Linked DNA regions of Homo sapiens: region 2 is linked to region 1. A link is a loop called in an ENCODE intact Hi-C map of the cell type or tissue named here. Cell type or tissue: IMR-90. All regions are shown on one strand.

Region 1 (8,000 bases):
GCTGCCTACTTTTTTATATTTTGTAGAGACGGGGGTCTCACTATTTTGCCTAGACTGGTCTCAAATTCCTGGGCTCAAGCAGTCCTTCCCCTCGGCCTCCCAAAGTGCTGGGATTACAGGCATGAGCCACTACACTTGGCCTATTGCCACTTTTCTGACCAATCTCAAATGTATGTATCTGTTCTGAACTTCAGGATTACATATCCAGTTGCTTCTTATATAGCTCTCACTACTTGATGCCTCTGAGGCACCTTGAAACTAACAATTAAAAGCTGAACTCATCTTTCTCCTGAAACTAGAGATTGGTACTATAGCCCATGCACACCTATTTTTATAAATAAAGGTTTATTGGAGGGCAACCATGTTCATCCCTTTACATATTGTCTGTGGTTGCTTTTCCACTACAGTGGTAGAGCTGAGTAGTAGACTCAATATGTGGAGTAGACTCAACTACATGGGACACATAGTAGACTATGTGACTCACAAAGCCTAAAATATTTACTTCCTGATCCATTAAGAAAAAGTTTGCCTATCCCTGCTCTAAAATTCTTATCCTTCATTCTTTTCCGCCTAGGAAGGTGGTGGCTAGAAACATAGAGTAATTCTTAACAAATGCGACTGTGGAGAATTCACTCAGATAGCTTTCTAATCCATTTACTTCTTTCTTTGCCCGTACTAACCAACCCCAGATTCCAGCTACTATCATCTAGTCTGGATTACTTCATCTGCCTTCTAATTAGTCTCCTTGTAGTCATTCTTGCTTCCATCCAATTAATTTTTTAAAAATTCTTCACCTCAAGTATTTATAATGTCTTTGTGTTACAAACAGTCTAATATACTTTTAGTTATTTAAAAATGTACAATAAATTATTGTTGACTGTAATCACTTTGTTGTGCTGTCGAATACTAGATCTTACCCATTCTATCTAACTGGACCCATTTTTGTACCCATTAACCATCCCCACATCACCCACCCCCACTCCTCCCCACTACCCTTCCCAGCCTCTGGCAATCATCATTCTACTCTCTATCACTGTGAGTTCAACTATGTTAATTTTTAGCTCCCACAGATGAGTGAGAACATGTCAAATTTGTCTTTCTATGTCTGACTTAGTTCATTTAACATAATGTCCTCCAGTTCCATCTATGTTGTTGCAAGTGACAGGACCTCATTCTTTTTGGTGGCTGAATAGTACTCCATTGTATATATGTACCACATTTTAAAAATCCATTCGTCTGTTGATGGACATTTAGGTTGCTTCCAAATGTTGGCTATTGTGGATAGTGTTGTGGTAAACATGGTAGTGTAGATATCTCTTTGATAGACTGCTTTCCTTTCTTTTGGGTATATACCTAGCAGTGGGATTGCTGGATCATATGGCAGCTCTATTTTTAGTGTTTTGAGGAACCTCTATACTGTTCTCCACAGTGGCTTTACTAATTTGCATTCCCCCCAACACTATACAAGAGTTCCCTTTTCTCTATATCCTCGCCAGCATTTGTTATTGCCTGTCTTTTGGATAAAAGCCAATTTAACTGGGGTGAGATGATCTCTCATTGTATTGCATTTCTCTGATGATCAGTGATGTTGAGCACCTTTTTATATGCCTGTTTAACATTTGTATGTCTTCTTTTGAGAAATGTCTATTCAGATCTTTTGCCCATTTAAAAAATTGGATTATTAGATTTTTTTTCTTGTTGAGTTGTTTGAGCTCCTTATATATTCTGGTTATTAATCTCTTGTCAGATGGATAGTTTGCAAATATTTTGCTCCCATTCCATGAGTTGTCTCTTGACTGTTGATTTCCTTGGCTGTGTGGAAGCTTTTTAACTTGATGTGACCCCATTTATTTATTTTTGCTTTGCTTGCCTGGGCTTGTGGGGAATTACTCAAGAAATTTTTGCCCAGACCAGCATCTTACAGAGTTTTTGCAATGTTTTCTTTTGGTAGTTTCATAATTTGAGGTTTTAGGTTTAAATTTTCAATCCATTTTGATTTGATTTTTGTATATGGCAAGAGATAAGGGTCTAGTTTTGTTCTTCTGCATCTGGTTATCCGGTTCTCCGAGCACCATTTATTGAAGAGACCGTCCTTTCCCTAAGGTATATTCTTGGCACCTTTGTCAAGTGAATTCACTATAGATATATGGATTTATTTCTGGGTTCTCTATTCTGTTCTATTGGTCTATGCCAGTACTATGCTGTTTTGATTGCTATAGCTCTGTAGTATAATTTTAAGTCAAGTAGTGTGATTCCTCCAGTTTTGTTCATTTTCCTCAGGATAGCTTTGCCTATCCTGGGTCTTTTGTGGTTCTATATAAATTTTAGGATTTTTTTTTCTATTTCTGTGAAGATTGTCATTGGTATTTTGATAAGGATTATATTGAATCGGTAGATTGCTTTAGGTAGTATGGACATTTTAACAATATTGATTCTTCCAACCCATGAATGTAGAATCTCTTTGCATCTTTTGTGTCCTTTTCAATTTCTCGCATCAACGTTTTATAGTTGTTTTTTTGTGTGTGTGTGTGTGTGTTTTTTTTTTTAGATGGAACCTCGCTCTGTTGCCAGGCTGGAGTGCAGTGGTGCAATCTCGGCTCACTGCAACCTCTGCCTCCCGGGTTCAAGCGATTCTCCTGCCTCCGGCTCCCTGGTATCTGGGACTATAGGCATGCACCACCACGCCCAACTAATTTTTGCTTTGTTTTTAGTAGAGACGGGGTTTTACCATGTTGGCCATGATGGTCTTGATCTCCTGACCTTGTGATCCACCCACCTCTGCCTCCCAAAGTGCTGGGATTACAGGCATGAGCCACTGAACCTGGCCTATAGTTTTCATTGTAGAGACCTTTCACTTCTTTGGTTAAGTTTATTCCTAGGTATTTTATTTTATTTTATTTTATTCATAGCTATTGTAAATGGGATTATTTTCTTGATATCGTCTTCACTGTTGGCATATAGGAATTCCCATCCATTAATTAATGATACTTCAGTTTGAGTGACCAAAAATCCAGATTTGATCGTATGCCTATCTTTAATAACTTTTGAATGACTACTCATATAAATGTTTTAAATGGTTGGATTTTGCTTAGCTCTCCAAACTGATACTGTGCCAGTCTATCCTTTGCATTGTATGTATCCGCCATACTTGACATCGTTCAGATTCTTGAAACTTATGTGCTTAGTCATATCTGCTTCTGTCTTCATTCCTGATTGTCTCTTAGTCATTGTTTAGGTCTTGGCTTAAATGTAAATTCCTCACATAGGCATTCCTTAACTGTCTTCATTAGATTAGGCTCTCTGCTGTATTTTTCCTTAGGACCCTACACTTAACTCATCACATTTTAAATCATTTATTCATTCATCTATTCAGTAGATATTTACCAAGTGCACGCAATTTGTCTGACACTGTTTGAAGTGCTGTTGATATAGTAGTGAACAAAAGAGACTGAACATATTTTTATGCCCTCAAGGAGCTTACACTATAGAAGGAAACAGATGATAAATAATAAAACATATGTTCTATGTTGAAACATAAGAGAAAAAGACTGCTGGAAGGTGGGGCTATATTCACAATTTTATATACAGGCATGTCTTCATATCTACAAGGGATTGGTTCCAAGACCTACCCCCTCAGATACCAAAATTTGTTGATGCTCAAGTGCCTTATATGAAATGGGGTAGTGTTTGCATATATCCTACGCTCATCCTTCTGTATACTTTATTTTATTTTTTATTTTTATATATTTATTTTTTTGAGGTGGAGTCTCACTTTATTGCCCAGGCTAGAGTGCAGTGTCATGATCTCGGCTCACTGTAACCTCCGTCCACCCTGGGTTCAAGCAATTCTCCCACCTCAGCCTCTCAAGTAGCTGGGATTACAGGCATGCACCACCATGCCCAGCTGTTTTTTGTATTTTTAGTAGAGATGAAGTTTCACCACGTTGGCCAGGCTGGTCTTGAACTCCTGACCTCAAGTGATTCACCTGCCTTGGCCTCCCAAGTGCTGGGATTGCAGGTGTGAGCCACTGTGCGCAGCCCTGCCGTATACTTTAAATCATCTCTAGATTACTTATAATACCCTAAAACAATGTAAATGCTATGTAAATAGTTGTCCCACTGTGTTTTAAAATATGCAGTATTTTAATTTTCCTCCCTTTCCCTTCCCCTTCCCCTCCCCTTCCCCTTCCCCTCTCCTTCCCCTTTCCCTTCCCCTTCCCTTTTTTGGGTTTAATCCATGGATACAGAACCCAAGGATATAGAGGGCCAAGTGCATGTTTAGCAGACCATCTAAGGAAGTGGCAGGACAAGTCATGTTGCTATCCTGGAGAAGAGCAAAGCATATTAGGCAGAAAGAATAACAAGCGCAAGATTGTTGGTTGAGGTTGAAGTGTACCTGCTACTGAATAAACACCGAGGAAGCATGTGATTGGAATCATCGAGAGAGACAATTTAGAGATAAGGTAAAAAAAGATAATGGTGTAGTAGGGAGCTTAGATTTTTAGGGCCTTACAGGCCATTTCAGTATTAGGTAAATGTCTCCTTCCTACACGGAGCGTAAGCTTCTGATGGCAGGGATGCTGCTCTCTTTATTACTGTATCACATGCACATGGTGCCTGACATATTGTCAGTGCTTAAGTCAATGCTCAGTCAGTGCTCACTAGGTATTTGTTGAATGAATAATATTCTAGGAGATAAATTTTATACATATACTCATTTTATATACGTTGCCATTTAGTACATATTGTTTAGTCACATCTATTAGAGGCACCAAAAGAAACCAAAAACCAAGAGAAAAAATTAAAAGACAATAGAAACATATCCACATATGCTTCAGATATTGGAATTGGCTGAGATAACTACGATTTATATGCTAAAGAAATCCAAGGAAAATATGGAGAAAATAGATAAGTATATAAAGAATTTCATCCGGGTATGGTGGCTCATGCCTGTAATCCCAGCACTTTGGGAGGCCGAGGTGGGCGGATCACCTGAGGTCAGGAGTTCAAGATCAGCCTGATCAACATGGCGAAACCCCGTCTCTACTGAAAATACAAAAAATATTTGAGTGTTGTGGCAGGTGCCTGTAATCCCAGCTACTCGGGAGGCTGAGGCCTGAGAATCCCTTGAACCTGGGAGGTGGAGGTTGCAGTGAGCCGAGATCACGCCATTGCACTCCAGCCTGGGCAACAAGAGCGGAACTCTGTCTAAAAAAAACAAGAATTTCACAAGAGAATTTGAATCTATTTTAAAAATTAAATACAAGACTGGGTGCAGTGGCTTACGCCTGTAATCCCAGCACTTTGGGAGGCCGAGGTGGGTGGATCATGAGGTCAGGAGTTCGAGACCAGCCTGGCCAGCATGATGAAACCCCGTCTCTACTAAAAATAGAAAAATTAGCTGGGCGTGGTGGTGCGCACCTGTAATCCCAGCCACTCGGGAGGCTGAGTAGGAGAATCGCTGGACCACAGGAGGTGGAGCTTGCAGTGAGCCGAGATCATGCCACTGCACCCCAGCCTGGGTGACAGAGCGAGACTCCATCTCAAAAAAAAAAAAATTAAATAGAAATTCTGTAACTGCAAATATATGAAAATAAGGACTTTAGATAGACTTAACATTGGACTCAACCAAGCAAAATATAGTATCCATGTTATAGCATGTATCAGTTTTTGTGTGTGTGTGTGTGTGGCTGAGTGATATTCAGTTGTATGAATATGCTTCTTAAAAAAATCCACCTGAGGTCAGGAGTTCAAGACCAGCCTGGCCAACATGGTGAAACCCTGTCTCTACTAAAAATACAAAAAAATTAGTTGGGCGTGGTGGCAGGCACCTGTAATGTCAGCTACTTGGGAGGCTGAGGCAGGAGAATCGCTAGAACCCTGGGGGCGGAGGTTTTTTGTGTGTGTGTGGCTGAGTGATATTCAATTGTATGAATATACCACTTAAAAAAATCCATCTGAGGTCAGGAGTTCAAGACCAGCCTGGCCAGCATGGTGAAATCCCGACTCTACTAAAAATAGAAAAAAATAAGCTGGGCGTGGTGGCAGGCCCTGTAATGTCAGCTACTCGGGAGGCTGAGGCAGGAGAATCACTAGAACCCTGGGGGAGGAGGTTGCAGTGAGCTGAGATGGCACCACTGCACTCCAGCCTGGGCAACAGAGTAAGACTCTGTCTAAAAAAAAAAAAAAATCCATTCATTAGTTGAAAGACATTTGGGTTACATTTTGACCATTGCAATTAGTATTGCTACAAATATTTGTATGCAAGTATTTGCTTATATATTTGTTTGTTTTGAGATGGTATTTCACTCTTGTTGCCCAGGCTGGAGTGCAGTGGCGTGATCTTGACTCACTGCAACCTCTGCTGAGTTCAAGTGATTCTCCTGCCTCAGTCTCCCAAGTAGCTGGGATTACAGGCACCCACCACCATGTCTGGCTATGGGTTGTTTTTTTTTTTTTTTGTATTTAGCAGAGACGGGTTTTCACCATGTTAGACTGGTCTTGAACTCCTGACCTCAGGTTATCCACCCGCCTTGGCCTCCCAAAGTGCTGGGATTACAGGCGCGTGCCACTGCGCCCAGCCATATGTCTGTTTTTTAAGTTATTTGGGGTATGTACCCAAGAGTGGAATTCCTGGGTCATGTGGTAATTCTTTGTTCAGCTTTTTGAGGAACTGTCAGGCATCCAAACCTTTATGTACTCCCTTCCTCTTGTATAATCCACTCCTCTTCAATTTGGGTAGAACCTGTGAATTGCTTCTCTAACTAATAGAATATGGCAAAGGTGATGTGATATTACTCCCTTAATTAGGTTGCATTATATGGCAAAAGTGATGGGATGTCACTGCATTCAATTACATTATGTGGCAAAGTGGTTGGGTGTCACTCTTGTGATTATGTTTCATTATATAGTACTTGATCTTAACAGACTAGAGAACAAGATTCTTTTTGCTGGCTTGATAAAGTAAGCAGCCATATTAAGGAAGCCTACTTGGCAGTGAATGGTGGGCAGATTCTAAGGATCTATGTAAGGACAGTCTCTACCCAAGAGCTAGCAAAAGGCTGGGGTCCTTCATCATGCAGCTACAAGGACATAATTCTGCCAACTACCTGAAAGAGCTTGGCAGCAAATTTCTCCCCATTTGAGTCTCCAGTGACAATGCAGCCTGGTTCACTCCCTGATTGCAGCCTTGCAAACCCCTGAGCAGTGTATGATGAAATTATTATTATTATTTCCTTATGAGGTCTTGTCCTCTTTACCTTTTTGTTTTAGACATTTGTGTGAATTTGGGTAGGGGTTTGGATGTGTCATTATGAACCTTGATCTACTCAGCCTGAATATTTCTACCAGTATAATTATATATTTTTTTGATGAGGAATGTTGCCTTTTTGATATCTTCAATTTGGACTTGATTTATTCCCAAGAATACTGATGTGTCACTGTCCAAATTATTTCTGGCTTGATGATGAATGGTGGAGTCCTCAAGGGTTCAAGGAAGAGACCATCAGGAGAGTGTTTGATCTGGAAATTCTGTTTACACGGGAGATTTTTCCTTATGAAATTAGTGAATGTAGTGTCTCCTAGGAAGGGAATGTTTCTTGGCTAAAGGTCCAAAGGTGACCGTTGTGTGCTGGGACATGGGAAATGTGACGGGTATTATCCATATCTGTCAACTGAGTAGTTTGTTGATTCCGAGGGAGAGCTTGTGGAACAATGGCAGGAATTAAGGTAAATATACTGCCACCCATATCAATAAAATTTTTACTTGTTTCTCCGCTAATAATTAGTGAAAATTCGTCTTGTGAGTTGAAGAGTAAAAGGAGAAATGGGTACTTGATTTGCTGTTAGAACATTTGCCTACTATCATTTTTTCCCAATTCTCTTGAATAAAACAGAACAATTATTTTTCCATTGTAATTTCTTCTTACAATCTCTGCAGGTTTCTTTATCAAAAGACTGGTGTTTAATTTTTGGAGTGGGAGCATCTAGTTTTATCTTCA
Region 2 (8,000 bases), 53 kb before region 1:
TAGATGAGAGGTCGGCACACTACAGTCCACAGGACAAATGCAGCCTGCTGCCTGTTTTTGTCAATAAAATTTTATTGAAACACAGCCATGCTCTTTCATTTATGCATTGTCTATGCTGCTTTTGTCCTGTGACAGCAGAGTTGAGTAGTTGTGACAGAGACCATTTGGCCTATCAAGCCTAAAATACTTTTTCTATGGTCCTTTATACAAAAAGTTTGGGAACTCCTGCTATAAATGAATATCCAAATCCAAATTATATGAGTAGGATAAGTGATGTGGTGCCAGTATTATACATTTATTCCTATACAGTTAATACATTTATTTATTTTATATATTATATATAATATTATATACAGTTTATGCATTTTTTCAGTTATTAAAAAAATGCTGCCTTTTTTTTTTTTTTTTTTTTTTTTTTTGAGACATAGCCTTGCTCTGTCACCCAGGCTGGAATGTAGTGGCATGATCTCGGCTCACTGCAACCTCTGTCTCCTGGGTTCAAGCTATTCTGCCTCAGCCTCCTGAGTAGCTGGGATTACAGGCACACACCACCACGCCTGGCTAATTTTTGTATTTTTAGTAGAGACGGGGTTTCACCATTTTAGTCAGGCTGGTCTTGAACTCCTGATGTCGTGATCCGCCCACCTCAGCTTCCCAAAGTGCTGGGATTACAGGCGTGAGCCACTGTGTCTGGCCAAAAAATGCTTCTTTAAAGTCTGTTTAAGGCCTTTGAGAAGGATATATTAATAAAAATGAATCCAATCTGGTTCCCGCGCAGAATGCTGCAGTCCATGGGTGCTATGAGTCCTGGGTGCTCATAGTCATGTTACGGAAAATAAGTTGATACACAAATAACTTCACTTCAGGGAAGAAAATACTGTGAGATAAGATCAATATCTTTGTAAATGAAAGTAAGAAGGATGATTTCCATCTGGGGTTCTACATTAGAGAAAAACCTGTAGAATATACAACCTCCTCCTTTCTTTCACACGAGTTTTCTTTCCAAACCTATTTCCCCATTTCCCTTTTATCAGTGCTGTGCCTCCACCCAGCCTGACTGTGCGCTGCTCCCATGCGTGGCTGGCTCTGCCCTCAGTGCTTTCCTCACTCTCTCTGGGTGGGTGTGCCTGGCCTCCCACCCACCGTGTCTAACTGCTGCCTGCCCTTGAAGGCACAGTTCATATGCAGCCTCTGCGGGGAAAGGGTTCTAGATCCTTCTGTTGAGAAGTAATTTCTTTCCTTGGACTTTTTGTTTCAGTTTGATTGGAATGTTTTTGTTTTTGGAAAAATGATTTGTGCTTTATCTGATACATTGTTTTTACTTAATATCCAGGACTAAAATGATTTTTTGATTTTTTTTGCATAACTGCTGTGTATTTGCTTTAGAAAGTGTACAATAGGCCAAATTCCCCCAATGTAAAAACACACCAAACTTTACAAGACTGATAATTTTTTATGCTGAGTTTACGCGAAGTGGGATTGGATTTTATACAGTCCCTGCTGTCCATGACTTGAAAAAGATCATGTGGGCCGGGCGCGGTGGCTCATGCCTGTAATCCCTGCACTTTGGGAGGCTGAGGTGGGCAGATCACTTGAGGTCAGGAATTCGAGACCAGCTTGGACAACATGGCGAAACCCCATCTCTACTAAAAACATAAAAATTGGCCAGGTATGGTGGCACGAGCCTTTGATCCCAGCTACGTGGGTGGCTGAGGCAGGAGAATCGTTTGAGCCCGGGAGGTGGAGGTTGCAGTGAGCTGAGATCACGCTACTGCACTCCAGCCTAGGCAACAGAGCGAGACTCTGTCTAAAAAAGAAAAAAAAAAAAAGATCATGTCTTTTTGTTATTGCTTAGATAGTTCATAGAAAAAACAAAGCTACACATAATCCTCATAAAAATAGCAATTTTCAATAATTTTAATGTGCTGAGCTAACAGATTTTATTTCCAAGCTGTTTTCTATTCTGTATTTTCCCTGCAGGCTTCTTTTATTATGAGCATTAAAGGACCATCCATGGGAGACTATGAGGATTGTTAGGATGAGGCAAAGACATCTTAACAGAGTTTACAAAGAGCTTTGAAACGTGAAACTACCTTCTCTGGAAAAATGGGATGTTGGCTTGAAGATATTTCTTAGTATTCTGTGTTTTCTTTCTGGTTTTTCTATGTTGTTTTAATCATATTATCATACCTTGTCATTTCAGGTAACATAGCATAAGTTATAGTAATTAGTTTCAAGAGAAACATATGTTAGAATTTGTGTTTTGTGTTTGGATCCTATCTGTGTACTTGAAAGATACACGTATATGTAGATGGATAGTGAGTTCCATCAGGATGCTCAGCGTTGAAAGCATAGGAGGGAACTGTGCTGAGCGTGTGAGGTTTGGCGATTGTGCTCTTTTATCTTCTTTCTTTCTTGAGTTTTTAGCAAGATAAGACATGTAACTACTGTAAAATGAGAGGTAATTTTTAAAATAGCCACTGGGTTAACCAAAAACCTTTTAAATAGCTGTGGCATCCAGTGTGGGCAAGGGTCACATAGTTTTGTTCCTGGAAGTGTAAATTGTTTCAGACCTCCCCCGGCCCCCAGAAATTTGCTAGTATTTATCAAAATTTAAAACATCTATATGTTCTTTAATTTAACAGTTCCACCCTTAAGAATCTCACTTACAAAGATATACTTGAGAAAATGTTCATGGTAAGGTGTTTCATAATAGCAAAATTTAGAAAGTGTTCAAAAGTAAAATGTGGAGAATGGTGGCTTCCCTGCAGGGTCATTGGTCCTCAGTTACAAGGCTGCAGTCCATGATGTGTTATAGTTTAAAGTGTGTTGTAAGCACTTTGTAACTAATACTAAAATTCTGAAGTTAGCAAGTTTGCCAGTGACTTTGTTTAACAATTTTTTTGTTTATAAAATAAAGTGGATTAAAAATGATCCATATGATACTCTACTCATTCATATTTGGACTTTTTTTTTATTTGAGTAGGAAAAAATAGGAGAGACTTAGACCTTGCAAGCCCAGGGTTGTTTATAACTCTTATTTTCACTATATGGGCTATAATCTGCATAGCTCATGGAAATACATTATTTTTATATATCGCAGCTTAAGAAGGGTTGAGAATTGTTACTGTAGTGTATTTTGTGTAGACATCATTTTAATGACATAAATTTTCTTATTAACATTATTATATTTTCCATTTTGGACACAGACCTTTGATTTTAGTATCTTAAAATTTTTAATTTTTGAGAATGTAAAATGCTAAGAAATTTAAGCACATGAAAACATTGAAAATTAGGATTTCTTTCCATCTTTGAACCTTCGAAACAAGACCCCAATTTAAGTCTTTAGAGGTCACCACTGTTACCTTCTGGAGCATGTGTGTCTGTATGTGTGTGTGTGTGTGTGTGTGTGTGTGTGTCTGTCTGTCTGCGTGTGCTAGAATTTTGCTATCATTTGTTTTGTAAGATACTCTTAGTTGCTTAAGTAGGACTTACTTTTTTTATATGAAAAGAAGTGGCATAGAACTTTTCTTATATAAGAAAACAGTGGTCCCTAGGCTTTTAAAAATAAGTATGGAATACCTACCTGCAGGTAAGTTATTTAATCTTTATGACAACTTATGATGTATTCTTATTTTTATTCTTGGTTTTATGGAAGAGAGAACAATCTCTGAAAGTTTAAATAAATGCCTTGTCCAGTGTCACATAGCTGGTAAATGAGAGAGTATGGATCCGTTGTTTAGTATATGTTCCAGACTGACTCTCAGATGCATTGGAACTGGGCTGGGCCGTTAGTGGTATTTGTTTTTGATCGATAGCTTTAGCTGGCATCTGTTCTTGCTGTTGGTGGAGGCTTCTCTCTTTCTGCTTCCTTCCCCTCTTCCCCATTGGTGTATCATCATAGAGATCTAAAAAGTAGAGTTGTTTCTTTTGTTTTTCTCATCTTGTAACTTGGATGCCAGTGAAGGCAAATCCTCACTTGGATTTGCTAACTTACTAAGTAAGGTAACTGAGTGAGCTTTGCTCAGTTAACTGAGTGCCAGAGCTACAGCATAGAGATATTGATGCCTTTAACCACTCGTTGATATTCTTAAGTGGAACTAATAAAGTCTCCCTGGATTTGGAGGAGAAAGTTCTGTGACTCCTTTTTCCTTTTCATAATAATTTTATAATATTTTTCTAGTTGTGACTTGTACATATGTGATGTTCAAAAGAATTGATAAGAACTAATGAATGCAACTTCATAAAACCCTTATTATGACAGAATATCTTTTGAAATGTTTGAGAACGTTTCCTTTCCTATATGTTGGCTTAAGGTCAGCTTTTAGAATATTTGAAGATTTTGAATGCGATGTGGAATACTAAATGCTCTAAAGTGAATGCCTGAAAAAGGAAAACTCTCCCTTTACAGTTAGGGAGTCTTTTAAGGATGTAGATAGGTCAGATACTTTTAGGGCTTGTGGGATTTTGGGGAGTGGTTTCAATAGGAAAAGTCTGGGATTTGATGAGGCTGGGATTTTTTTCCCTTTGCTTGAGGTTAAAACAGATTGAAGTGTTACGTTCTAGTTTTCCTATTACGCTCTCTCCTTACTGCCCTATGTATCTATTAGCTCATTCTGGAGTCAGAATGACAGCTAAATTCTTTCTCTGCCACTTAGTAGCTGTGTGATCTTGGACAGGTTGTTTAATGTCGGCCTCTGAAGATTGTGTTTTATTCTTACTATTTGCATGATATGTATTTCTCCATCTGTGATTTTATGTTGAAAATACTGTGTGTTTCTTGTAGCCAGGATGTAGTTGTGTCATGCTTTTGAAATAATTCTGATGGTCTCTATTTTTAAATTGTAGTGTTTAGACTATGAAGTTTTTTCTTCTTTAGTTTGCCTTAGTGTATTTTCTTAAATAGCAGCTTTATTGAGATTTAATTCATGTGTCATCAGGCTCACCCTTTAAAAGTATACAATTGAGTGATTTGTAGTATAGTCACAGAGTTATGTAACCATCACTGCTATGCAATGTCAGTAAAATCCATTAACATTTAATAAATGATCAAGGTGGTTGGATTTATGTCTAGCATTTTATTATTTGTTTTCTCTCAGTCTCCCCTTTTTTTCCTTCTGTTTTCCTTTTCTGACTTGGATTATTTTAGTAATTTTTGAAATTCCATTAAAATTTATCTATTGGATCTATCTATTTTTCAGTGTTTTTTCTAGGATTGCAATATCCATCCTAACATTTCATATTCTAGTTAGAGCTAATATGATACCATTTCAAGTAAAATGTAGAAATTTTGCGATCATATAGTCCATCCTCCTTCTCTTCCCATCACTATCCTCTATGTTATAGTTGTCATATGTATTTCATCTGCATGTATTATAAATTCTATGTGAAAATGTTATAATTTTGTTATAAACATGTTGAGGTGAGTTAGGACATTTCTTTAAATTGATCTGTCAAATTTAAAATATAGAGACAAATCTCTAGATTAAATATTTTATTTGAGAATCACAGAATTGGAATTTGAGACATACACATGGGGTCTTCAGTATATCCAAGGAACAAAGAGAAGGTTGAAGGTTTTATTAGATAGAAAAAAAATGTTACTGATTATTTTGAAAGAAAGTTCATTGGTACTTGAAAAGCTTTGGGAGCTGGCAGGCTCGGATAGGAGAGTGGCAGTGGTAGTTTAAAAACTAGTCTTAGAGTGATAGCAGGTTGTTTCAGCAGTTACTAGGTAAAGCTGGTCTTAGGGTTACAGCAGGCTGTTTCAGCAACTGGGCCTCTGGATAGTTCAGTTCTTGGAGCCTGTGCTATGTGCCCTGAGTGCTTTTTTCCCCTGACTCCTTGACTCTTATGTAGTTGGGTATACAAGAATGACCCAATTCATGTAATCAACTTTCACAGATCCAAATATCATTCAGTTGAAATTAAGACTCATTTTATTTTGGTCCATTTAAAAAATGTTGTCTTTTAAAATTACATATGTATTTTTATTGTGGTAAAGCAGACATAACATAAAATTTACCCTTTCACCAATTTTAAGAGTGTGGCTCAGTGGCTTTAATTTTATTCACAATGTTTTGCAATCATCAGCTCCAGAACTTTATAATCACCCCAAACTGAAACTGTACATATTAAACACTAATTCCCCATTTCCCACCTACTCCTAGCCCCTGGTAACCTTCCTTTTACTTTCTGTCTCTGTGAGTTTACCTATTCTAGGTACCTCACATAAGTGGAATCATATAAGATTTGTTCTTTTATGTCTGGCTTATTTCACTCAGCATAATATTTTCAAGGTTCATCCAAGTTCCTTCCTCTTTAAGACTGAATAATAGTCTACTCTGTGGATATACCATATTTTGTTTCTTCATCACCTGTTGATGGACATTTGGGCTGTTTGTACCTTTTGGCTGTTGTGAATAATGCTGCTATGAACACTGGTGTATAAGTATCTGTTTGGGTCCCTGCTTTTGCTTCTTTTTAGTATATAGCTAGGAGAGGAATTGCTGGGTCCTATGGTAATTCTATGTTTAACTTTTTGAGGTTCTGCCCTACTGTTTTCCATAGTGGCTGTACCATTTCTCATTCCCATTGTTTTATTGTTTTTAATAACCACCAAATCATGCCTTTCCTTAATGCAAGCTCTGGGTAATTAGTTGACTCATTGGATATTTGTAATGTCCGCTTTACATAAGTTTAAGAGGTTTAATTTGACAGTATCTTCCTAACCAATATGTTTATGCTTGTTAGTCTAGTGTTACTGCCAGAGACCTATTGCACAGACTTGTGGGAGTATTAATATTTTTTCCCCTCACATTTTCTTTAATGAAAAATTTAAGAAATACAGAAAAGTTTGAAGAATTGTACTACTACAAATGCCAGTAGATTCTATAATTAACATTTTCTTATTTGTTTTTAACATATTTATTCATTTGTGTTTTCCTCTACTCATCTATCAATCTCATTTTCATTTTGCACGTCAACTTAAGTTGTAGATAATAGTACAATTCACTCTCCTGTACACTTCAGCATGCAGTTTTTAAAGCAGAGTTCAGGCCAGGTGTGGTATCTTACACCTATAATCCCATCACTTTGGGAGGCCGAGATAGGAGGATCACTTGAGGCCAGAAGTTTGAGGGTGTAGCGAGCTATGAATCCAGCCTGGGTGACAGAGCAAGACCCTGTCTCAAAAAAATAAATAAGTAAATAAGTACAATAAAAAAATAAACCAGAGTTCATTATTCATTTACAGCTTTTCCAAGAAAGCCTTATTGAAATATAATTGCTATTCAATAAAGTGCACATATATAAGAAATTAATTGTACACTTATATGTGTACACTTATGAAATCATAATCACAATCAGAATAAAGAATGTATCCTTCAACTCCAAAGACTTCCTGGTGCTCCTTCGCTGGCTCTTTCGGCCACTTCCTAGCCTTCCTCTTCCCCTTTAGGCAACTACTGATCTGTTTTCTTATCATAGATTATTTTGCATTTACTAGAATTTTATATAGGTGGAATAACACAAGTTATGCTGTTTTTTGGATTTTTTTTTCACCCAGCAAAATTATTTTGAAATTGATGCATGTAATTGTGTCAGTACTTCATTCCCTGTTTTGTTTTGTTTTGTTTTGGAGACAGAGTTTCCCCTCTTTTGCCCAGGCTAGAGTGCAGTGGCACAACTTCCGCCTCCTGGGCTCAAGTAATTCTTGTGCCTCAGCTTCCCAAGTAGCTGGGATTACAGGTGTGCACCACCATGCCCAGCTAATTTTTGTATTTTTAGTAGAGACGGGATTTTGTCATGTTGGCCAGGCTGGTTTCGAACTCCTGGCCTCAAGTGAGCTGCCTGCCTCAGCCTCCCAAAGTGCTGGGATTACAGGTGTGAGCCACCGTGCCTAGCCTGCATTCCTTTTTATTGCTGCATTCATTTCTTTTTATTCCATTGTATGGGTTTACCACCATATTTTTAGTAGCCATTCATCTGTTGGTGGACAT

The links. A loop is a pair of places that touch in the nucleus more often than their neighbours do. Peaks named below come from ENCODE experiments on the same cell type or tissue, not always from the same donor. Only the 100,000 strongest peaks of a DNase experiment are listed, where the experiment ranks them.
Region 2: a loop joins it to region 1, with 2.1 times the contacts of the local background. A loop is called at or near these places in 2 of 110 quality-filtered maps.

Annotation. Positions count from the first base shown.
Region 1 is chr13:100,211,899-100,219,898 of GRCh38, forward strand. All of the region lies in intron 7 of PCCA (propionyl-CoA carboxylase subunit alpha), which reads left to right. Among named protein-coding and RNA genes, the nearest start is that of PCCA, 130 kb to the left of the region's middle. In IMR-90, no CTCF peak of the experiment used is centred here; DNase peaks (open chromatin) are centred at 163 and 3,213; H3K27ac peaks cover 1,853 bases.
Region 2 is chr13:100,158,693-100,166,692 of GRCh38, forward strand. The region is part of intron 6 of PCCA (propionyl-CoA carboxylase subunit alpha); the gene reads left to right. Among named protein-coding and RNA genes, the nearest start is that of PCCA, 74 kb to the left of the region's middle. RefSeq lists enhancers at 571-1,072, 1,073-1,572. In IMR-90, no CTCF peak of the experiment used is centred here; a DNase peak (open chromatin) is centred at 4,899.